2 separate regions of the Mus musculus genome follow, and region 1 is linked to region 2. Evidence: chromatin contacts called from ENCODE Hi-C or POLR2A ChIA-PET data. All regions are on one chromosome and are shown on one strand. Each heading gives the region's core, a stretch centred on a gene start or an enhancer-like site at or near the end of the contact. The rest is flanking DNA. Distances are from core to core; before and after follow the strand shown.

What was found. Hi-C counts contacts between places; a loop is a spot of excess contacts on that map. ChIA-PET counts read pairs that join two places held with the same protein, here RNA polymerase II (POLR2A).
Region 1: a map of v-Abl transformed pro-B cells shows a loop between it and region 2 (2.4-fold over the local background). The contact joins the promoter of Vapb here to the promoter of Stx16 in region 2. A Hi-C loop is called at or near these places in 1 of 37 maps with a recorded cell type or tissue (v-Abl transformed pro-B cells). POLR2A ChIA-PET finds 5 or more read pairs at or near these places in 1 of 5 experiments (Patski).

What each region holds. Positions count from the first base shown.
Region 1 is chr2:173,735,604-173,739,223 of GRCm38, reverse strand. It overlaps Vapb (vesicle-associated membrane protein, associated protein B and C), which reads right to left and starts at 1,653. Exons shown (of 6, transcript NM_019806.5): 1 at 1,474-1,653. The coding sequence starts at 1,531.
Region 2 is chr2:174,074,521-174,078,408 of GRCm38, reverse strand. Stx16 (syntaxin 16) reads right to left here and starts at 1,358. Exons shown (of 9, transcript NM_172675.4): 1 at 1,220-1,358. The coding sequence starts at 1,351.

The sequences.
Region 1 (3,620 bases), core at 404-2,903, 340 kb after region 2:
TCTGGGTACCACACACTCACTGTGGCACACATACTGCCATTCGCAACACATAAACGCAAAATAAATAAAGACACCAGCCAAAGAGTTTATGCACATGAGCACCCCACCACAGAGATGGACGCCTTGCACTCGTGACAGGGTGCAAACACACAAAATACACAGAGCTACAGTTATAACCAGGCGGCGATTCACTGCTGTGCAGTCAGGCACGGGATCACGCACCACTGTAACCTGAAAAAGACTCAGCATTCGAAATTCCAAATAGTCACTACCAAACGGACACCACTTCCTTGTCGCTAACAAGTGGGATCCCGATAAGTGGGGGAACCTCTGGTGACGAGGGTCCACATTTAAGTCGATGCTTCTATTGAAATTTTTTTGTGTATGTGTCTGTGTGTTTGTTCACAAGTGTGCCAGGCTGCACCTGTTGGGGTCAGCGGACAATGTGCACAAGTCGGTTCTCTCCTTTGACCATGTGGGACTCAGGGATTGAACTAAAGTCCTCAGCCTTGACAGCAAGCTCTTTATCCGGTGAACCATCTCCACAGCCCTGTGTTAGGCTGCCTAAGGTTTTTGTTTTCAGGTTGACTGGACGGCCTCTGCTTCCTTGTAAGAGTCACACTGCACACTCTGAACCTGGAAGGCAAGGTGAACAGCCACAGATCTGAAGCATTTCCCAAGAGTCTGTGGGTACAGTGGCTAAGTATCTGAACGTCTGAAATCAGAACTCAAATGCGACAACTAGATAAGAGCTGTGATCCTACGTTACTTCCCAGCGGTGGAGAAACGGGTGACTCTCGGCCACCCAAAATCGTGTGTGCCAGCTGTGGGCTACACGTGGGCAATACACAGAGGATCATATCAGCCAACCTCAAGTACACCTTCATAGAGTCCAGTTTCTTCCTCTTCCTCCTAGTGCTTACCACTGTATTCTGCCATCTTGCTTACTGGTTGTTGAACTTTATAGGCCTCCTGTGCCCAATCTCATGACTCAAACATGCAACGAAGCAAGGAACAGGCTGGGCATGGACCCTGTTGCCTCGTGGCCCTTAAAATTAGTGAATGGAAACATTCATGTGTACATACACACACACTTGTGTGTGTGTATGTACATATATGTACGCACATGTATGTATACACACTATCTATAACATGCGTATACCATGCATATATATTTGTCTACGTGCACCTTTTTAATCACCTGGGCATGCACCTTTACACACAGATGTATACAGAAAGTGTACTACACAGAAAGTGTGCACGGGCTTCGTGGGCTGTAACCCCGGCAGCTCGCTGCCTCGGGGGAGCTGATGGAAGGGTACTCAGGCAAACCGTTTCCATGCACTGACTCCACATGCATGCATTAGACGCCTGGTGCATGCGGGCCTCAAGCGGACAGTGTCCTGCCCTCAGGGCGCGTCCCTTCCGGCACCGGCCGCTGAGTGACAGCTCCCGGGCCGGCCGGCCGCTTACCTCGGAACTTGAGCTCGTGTTGTGGCTCGAGGCTCAGGACCTGTTCCACCTTCGCCATGGTCCTCCCCGTCGGGGGCGACGGCGCGGGCGGGGGGCGGCGGCCTGGGTGGCGGGGCGCAGGGGCGGAGGGCGAGGCCGCGGTGCCGGGCGAGCTCACGGCACGCACGACGTACCCACGCACGCCCCGACGCACGCACGTACGCACGTACGTAGCAGATGCCGGGCTCCGGCAGTGGCCAGCGGCTCCAGCGACAAAAGGGAGACTGCGCATGCGCAGGGTGTTCAGGGCCACTGCGCAGGCACAGACCGGGCGGTAGAGGGCGGAGCTTCCGAGACAGGGGGCGTGGCCTCTCGAGGCTTGGGAGGAGGGGCGGTCTCCAGTGAGACTGTTCAGTAAGCGCCTGCGGGGAGAACTGTTGTTAAGTGCTTTACTTAATAATAATAATTAACAAGAATAAACTTCCACTTTCTTCCCGCACGTGTGGTGCCAGGCTCTACTGAGCCTGAATATAATAAAGTACTTATTATTCTTACAAACACAATGTTTACGGGTTAGTGATATGTGCCAGGCCTTGTGACAGTTCATAAATAACAATTATAAATATAATAAACTGGCAATTATTGTTTGCTTATTTCGTGCCACTCCGCTGAATGCTTTCAGTAACTGTCATAAATAAAAGCTATTCTGCATTCAGTGTTTACCAAACCGCAAAGCGCTGCACTGAACCATTTGCTGATAGCATTACTTGTTTATGCAAGAAATATTTAGAAATACAATAACCAGAAAACGACCTGCTTCACACCGTGCTAGGACCTCACTGAGAGAATAAATTAGTTACACACATAAATCACATGACTAAAAGTAACTGAGAGCCTAGCTCTGTCTGATACCCAAAATAAGCCCTGTATGTTCCCATTGGCACGTGACTAGTATTTCATTGTGTAACGTATACTATGTAAAATAGACCTTCATAGCCTCCTCATCAAACATTCGTGTGAAGAGTACACATGACTCTATATGGCAGGAATATCCATGTTGTTCATGTACTTCCCATGTTCTATACACCTGAAGTTATTTTCATAATAAAAGTTTCCAAGGGGTAGTCTTTGTCTTTTAGCTTGTGCATCTAATCCATTTATACTTATTGTATTTGTTGGTGTACCTGGGTTTATTTCTGCTGCTTTACGTTGGTTTTCCCATTAGATGTACTGTTTCTTTTGGCCTCTCATTTCTTGCTCTTCAGGATTGTTTTCCTCTCCATCTGTTCTTTCCTTGTGTTCTGCTACTACTGCTTCATGTGTACTGAATCTATGAAAGTCTAGCTTTTATGACATTTTGTTCTGCTTTCTTGAGATTTTAGGGCTTCAGTTCATCATAGTCACCCACTGCTCCATTATACGCCTTGTGCTTTTAAAGGAAACTCAGGTTTCCCTCAGTCTAGTTTTGTTTTGTTTTGTTTTGTTTTTGGTTTTGGTTTTTTGGTTTTTTGAGACAGGGTTTCTCTGTGTAGCCCTGACTGTCCTGGAACTCACTCTGTAGACCAGGCTGGCTTCGAACTCAGAAATCTGCCTGCCTCTGCCTCCCGAGTGCTGGGATTAAAGGCGTGCGCCCACTCTGCTCTGTGTTTTGCCACACTGTCTCTGCGTTTGTTGTACTTTGAACTCTTTGGGCTTTCTAAATTTGCTGATTGAGAATCTTTCATCAAGCTCAAAGCTTTTCAGTCAATATTTTTCTTACTTTTATTCTTTCCGTTGTTGCTTGTTTGCTTTGTTTTTGAGACAGGATCTCTTATATTCCAATCTGACCTTGAGGTCACTCTGTAGCCGAGGATAGCCTTCATTCTCCTGCCTCCACCTCTCCAATGAGGAATTTCAGGTGTTAGCTTTCATACCCAGTGCATGCAGGGCTGAAGTTGGTCCAAGGCTGCATGATAACCAAGCACTACCAGCTGAGCTGTCAACTTAGTCTCTAATTCTATTTTGTCTTTGAAGTAGGGGCTCACTATGTAGCACTGGCTAGCTGGAACTCACGATATAGAGACCAGGGTGGCCTCAAGTCACTCTGTTGTTGTTGTTGTAAATTACACCTAACAATGGCCATTTTCAAGACTGTGGCCCAGTAACACCATTTTCCTGTTGCCTGCAAC
Region 2 (3,888 bases), core at 109-2,608:
AGCTTAGTTTTTCATTAGCACTTCCATAAATGATAAAAGGAAAAAATTAAAAGGCAACTGTTTAAAAGGCGGGAAAGCTGCAGCGTTTCACGAACTATGTTTCAAATGCAGCCCCTAAGGTCGTGGGGTGACCGTGCATTCCCCCATGTTTCAAGGCTGCTTCCATTCAAACCTTCCCTTTTCAATTAAAGGTATTATTACAAAGCTAACAATATTCATCTGGCTGCACCATTCAGACCCGCCCCCTATCTGAGAGAGCAGGAAACTGAGGCTCTGGAAGCCAAAGCCTCCATCAAAAACAAACCAAATACAGCAATCATACTGGAACATTGCTTTGAAAAAGAACAACAACAATAACAAAACCCTACACTGCTAGGCGAAGTGAAGTTCTGGTCAATAAAATCAAAAGCCATGTGCTATTTTGGGGGATTAATTTTCACATCCGCATCATGTTGGTTCCTTTTTTTGTTTTGTTTTGTTTTTTTAAAAAAAAGTTCGAATGGAGAAGCTTAATTTCCTGTGTGGGAAATGGAAAATGAAGCGCCTAGCACCTTGCAATCTCACCAACATGAGTCCTCGGAGGGGGGAGGGCGGGGGGGGGGGGCAGCAAAGCAATTACTCCTAGTGTACATGGCCACACCGAGAACTAGGGCCATTGGAAGAAAAATAGTGGGAAAGAAAATGAGCTGAGCTGAGCAGACCACACACACACACACACACACACACACACACACACACACTCCTTCCTGGGGGGGGGGGGTCTGCAAGGATTTGAGTCAGCTAACCACCCACCTGGCCCACAGAACCAAAGTGAGGCCATTGCAGGGGGGGGGGGGGGGAGTGCCAAACAGAACAGAACAAAACAAAAAGAAGGTTGGAGAAAGGCCTAGGTTCCAAGTCCTCGTGTTAAAACATATGTAAATCGAGGCTGCCCGACGGATGGTGGGGGAGGAGGACCAGGAGGCCCAGGAAGTGAGAAGGCAGGGCAGGGGTTGATACTGTGGTCCCCATTGGGGGTTGCAAGTGCCCCATAAGCCATGGCCGTGCTCCACTTCCTTCTGTATCACACTCCTAGTCGTCGTCGCCTTGTTATTGTTGTTGTTCTTTTTTTCTTTTTTTTTTTTCTTTTTAGACAGAGAGACAGACAAGAGACAGACAGACAGGCAGAGCCGCAGTGCACACGGTGTGTGTGTCTGGAGAGGCCGCCAGGAAGACTCACCGCAGCAATGCTACGTGAATGCAGAGGGCTGGAGGTGGTGTGACTACTCACTTGCTCGGCTAACAGCTGCCGGGTTTGGATGGAATTATTCCGCAACAACAAGAAAGCGTCGGTTAAACGCCTGGTGGCCATTGTCTCCCCCTTTGTGACCCCCCCTCTCAGGGTCTCCCACCCCCCCTTGTAGTCCTGATTTGTTCACTTTCTCTCTTGGTCTGGCCTAGCTGATTCCACTCTTGCACAGAAATCTCTCTTGACAAAGCCTTAGGCTTTTCACGGCGCGATTTTGCAATCCGCCTAAGCGCGGAGACCCCTCCCCAAATAACCACCTCGCCTTTTCCAACTGCCTGACTCCCCCTACCCCAAGGCTGGCTCGGATCTCAAAGCACTCGAATCCCCCCAATCCTAGCGTCGAAATCAAACGTCCTGGAGACCCCTCCCCAATCCCAGCTCGGATCCACAAGCGCCTGACGCGCCAATCCGGCTCGGGGATGGGAGAGACCCCTACCCACTCACTTCCTAAGACCTCCCCAAAGGTGCTGGCGCCCTAACCCTAACTCAGAGCGCCTGCGTGCCCGGCATGTGGCTCTAACTCCGAGTTTGGGTTAACTCTCCTCACAAAAGGCCTGCTCCAAACAGGCCGAGCCCACAACGACAAAGGAGCGTCTACAGCTCCCATATAGTCGCCTGAGCCTACTGAGGCTCAGCCCGACCTGACCCCTCTCTTTCCTGTGCGGCCTGCTTCTCCACTGCCAGGAGGCTGCGGGCCTCCACGAGGACCTCACGGCCTGCCTCCCCCAGCCTCCTCACTCCTCTTCACCGGCACCCTCCATCCCGGGATCAGGCTGCAACCCTGCCCAAGGCCGCTTCCGTGCAGTGGTCCCGGGCTCTAGCATTCCCCCGGCCCTCTTCCTGTCCGTTCCTCGCGGGTGCCCCCCTGCGACATTCATGAGATTGCTTGCAACGTTCCGGGAGCGGGAGCTCCCTTATTGCCCTGCCCCGGGATGGGAGTGCTCCGCCCTCTCTGGGACAGTTCCCGGGGCGCCTTCTTCCCCTTTTCCTAAGAGTGTACAGACTCTGGGGCAGGCGTCCTGGCCCCAAAAAACGGCTTCAAAACCTTGGCCCTGGAGCCGAAGACCACCACTGGGGTCCAGGCAATTGTAAACTTCTAGTAGGATTGTCAGGCAGGCAGAAATGTGGAAACGTGGCTCTTGCAGAGCCTAGTCCTGCGCGGGGGCGGAGGAAAAGTGGAAGAAGTCTGCCTCTGCAGGCCAGGCACGCTCCACTGCAGGCGCCTGGCGCTGCTGAGATGGCCTTACCTTTTTATTTTTTTATTTTTTTTCTTTAAACTGTGAGAAAAAAAAAAGTATCCGAAAAACAACCAGGCCAGGGAAAAAAGAAAAAAATAATAATAAAAAAAGCTTGGGCGCTAGGCCTTGCTGGCCTTACTGTGGGCAATAAAGAGTGGTCAGGCATCTACACTTGGGCACTACAATGTTGTGCCCAAGTGGGAAAGGTTCCTAAACTTAGAGACAACCCCTCAGCCCCACTCCCCCAAAAAGTACTTTGTGTTGAGGTTATGCCCACGTTTCCTCGAGCTGGGGTTTCTGGTCGCCTCCCAGTCTCTGGAACCATGCATCCCACTCGTTGCTACCCTGGCTTGGGGGGTGGGGGCGTCTCCCAGGGCCCCCCAGGGCTGCAGCTGCCGCACTCAGTGAACAGCAGCTCCGGAGGCTGGGGTCACCGGCAAGCCTGGATGACAGACCAATATCTGCAGAGCGACTTTATGGGGTGTCTTGCCCTCAATCTTGCTCTCAGCTTTGGGATCAGATTGGGAACAGTTTGGCCTGACTTGAGGGTCCCCTGCCTCTCCCGGGTGCCAGGAGGCAGGCGTGGGAGCCGCGCGTAGGGTCAGGCTCTTGAGCCCCGGGTGCTTTTGCTTTTAAGAGCGGGTGCTCCTGTGCTTGTGTGCAACAGTATCCGTATGAAAAGTATCTTTGAGACACATAACACAATGAATGCATGGAGGAATCGAGGCCCGGAGAGCAGCGGTGCGAGCTGATAGAGAAGAGATGATTCCGATGCCGAGCTCCTTAAAGACAGGGGCGCCCACTCCCCCCGCAGCGGTTGACGATCAGCGGGGGCTGCTCGGAAGGTGACAAACAGCCCAGACCCCGCTGGGGCCATAGAACCAAGCACTCTGCTGCTCCAAAACCACAGGCCCCGGGTTAATTTCGTGGAGGGAAATAAGAGGAACCCTGTGTGCAGACCCCAGGGGATATTTGTGCAGTGAGGGAAGAGTTCCGGCAGCCCACCCTGCTGGTGAGAGCTGACCCCAGTCACGTGGCAAAGCCCACTCCTCCTCCTCCTCCTCCTCCTCCTCCTCCTCCTCCTCCTCCTTCTCCTTTTTGTGCTTACGGCGTTAGTAAACAACCGCCGAGCCGGTCTCCCGCAGGAACATTGGATTAGAGCTGTGGGCCTGTTCTCCTCCATTCTCGAGAGCACACATCGGCCTCCCCCCAACCCCCCTGCAAAGCAGGGGCTTGTTTACTTCTGGCTAGAACCTGATCTCCCTCCTACGCTGGACTGGACGGCTGTGTTTTAGTCATCTTTGTACCCACTGCCATCTCATCTGGCTTGTAACAAGCTCCGAATAAATGGTTTATAAATAT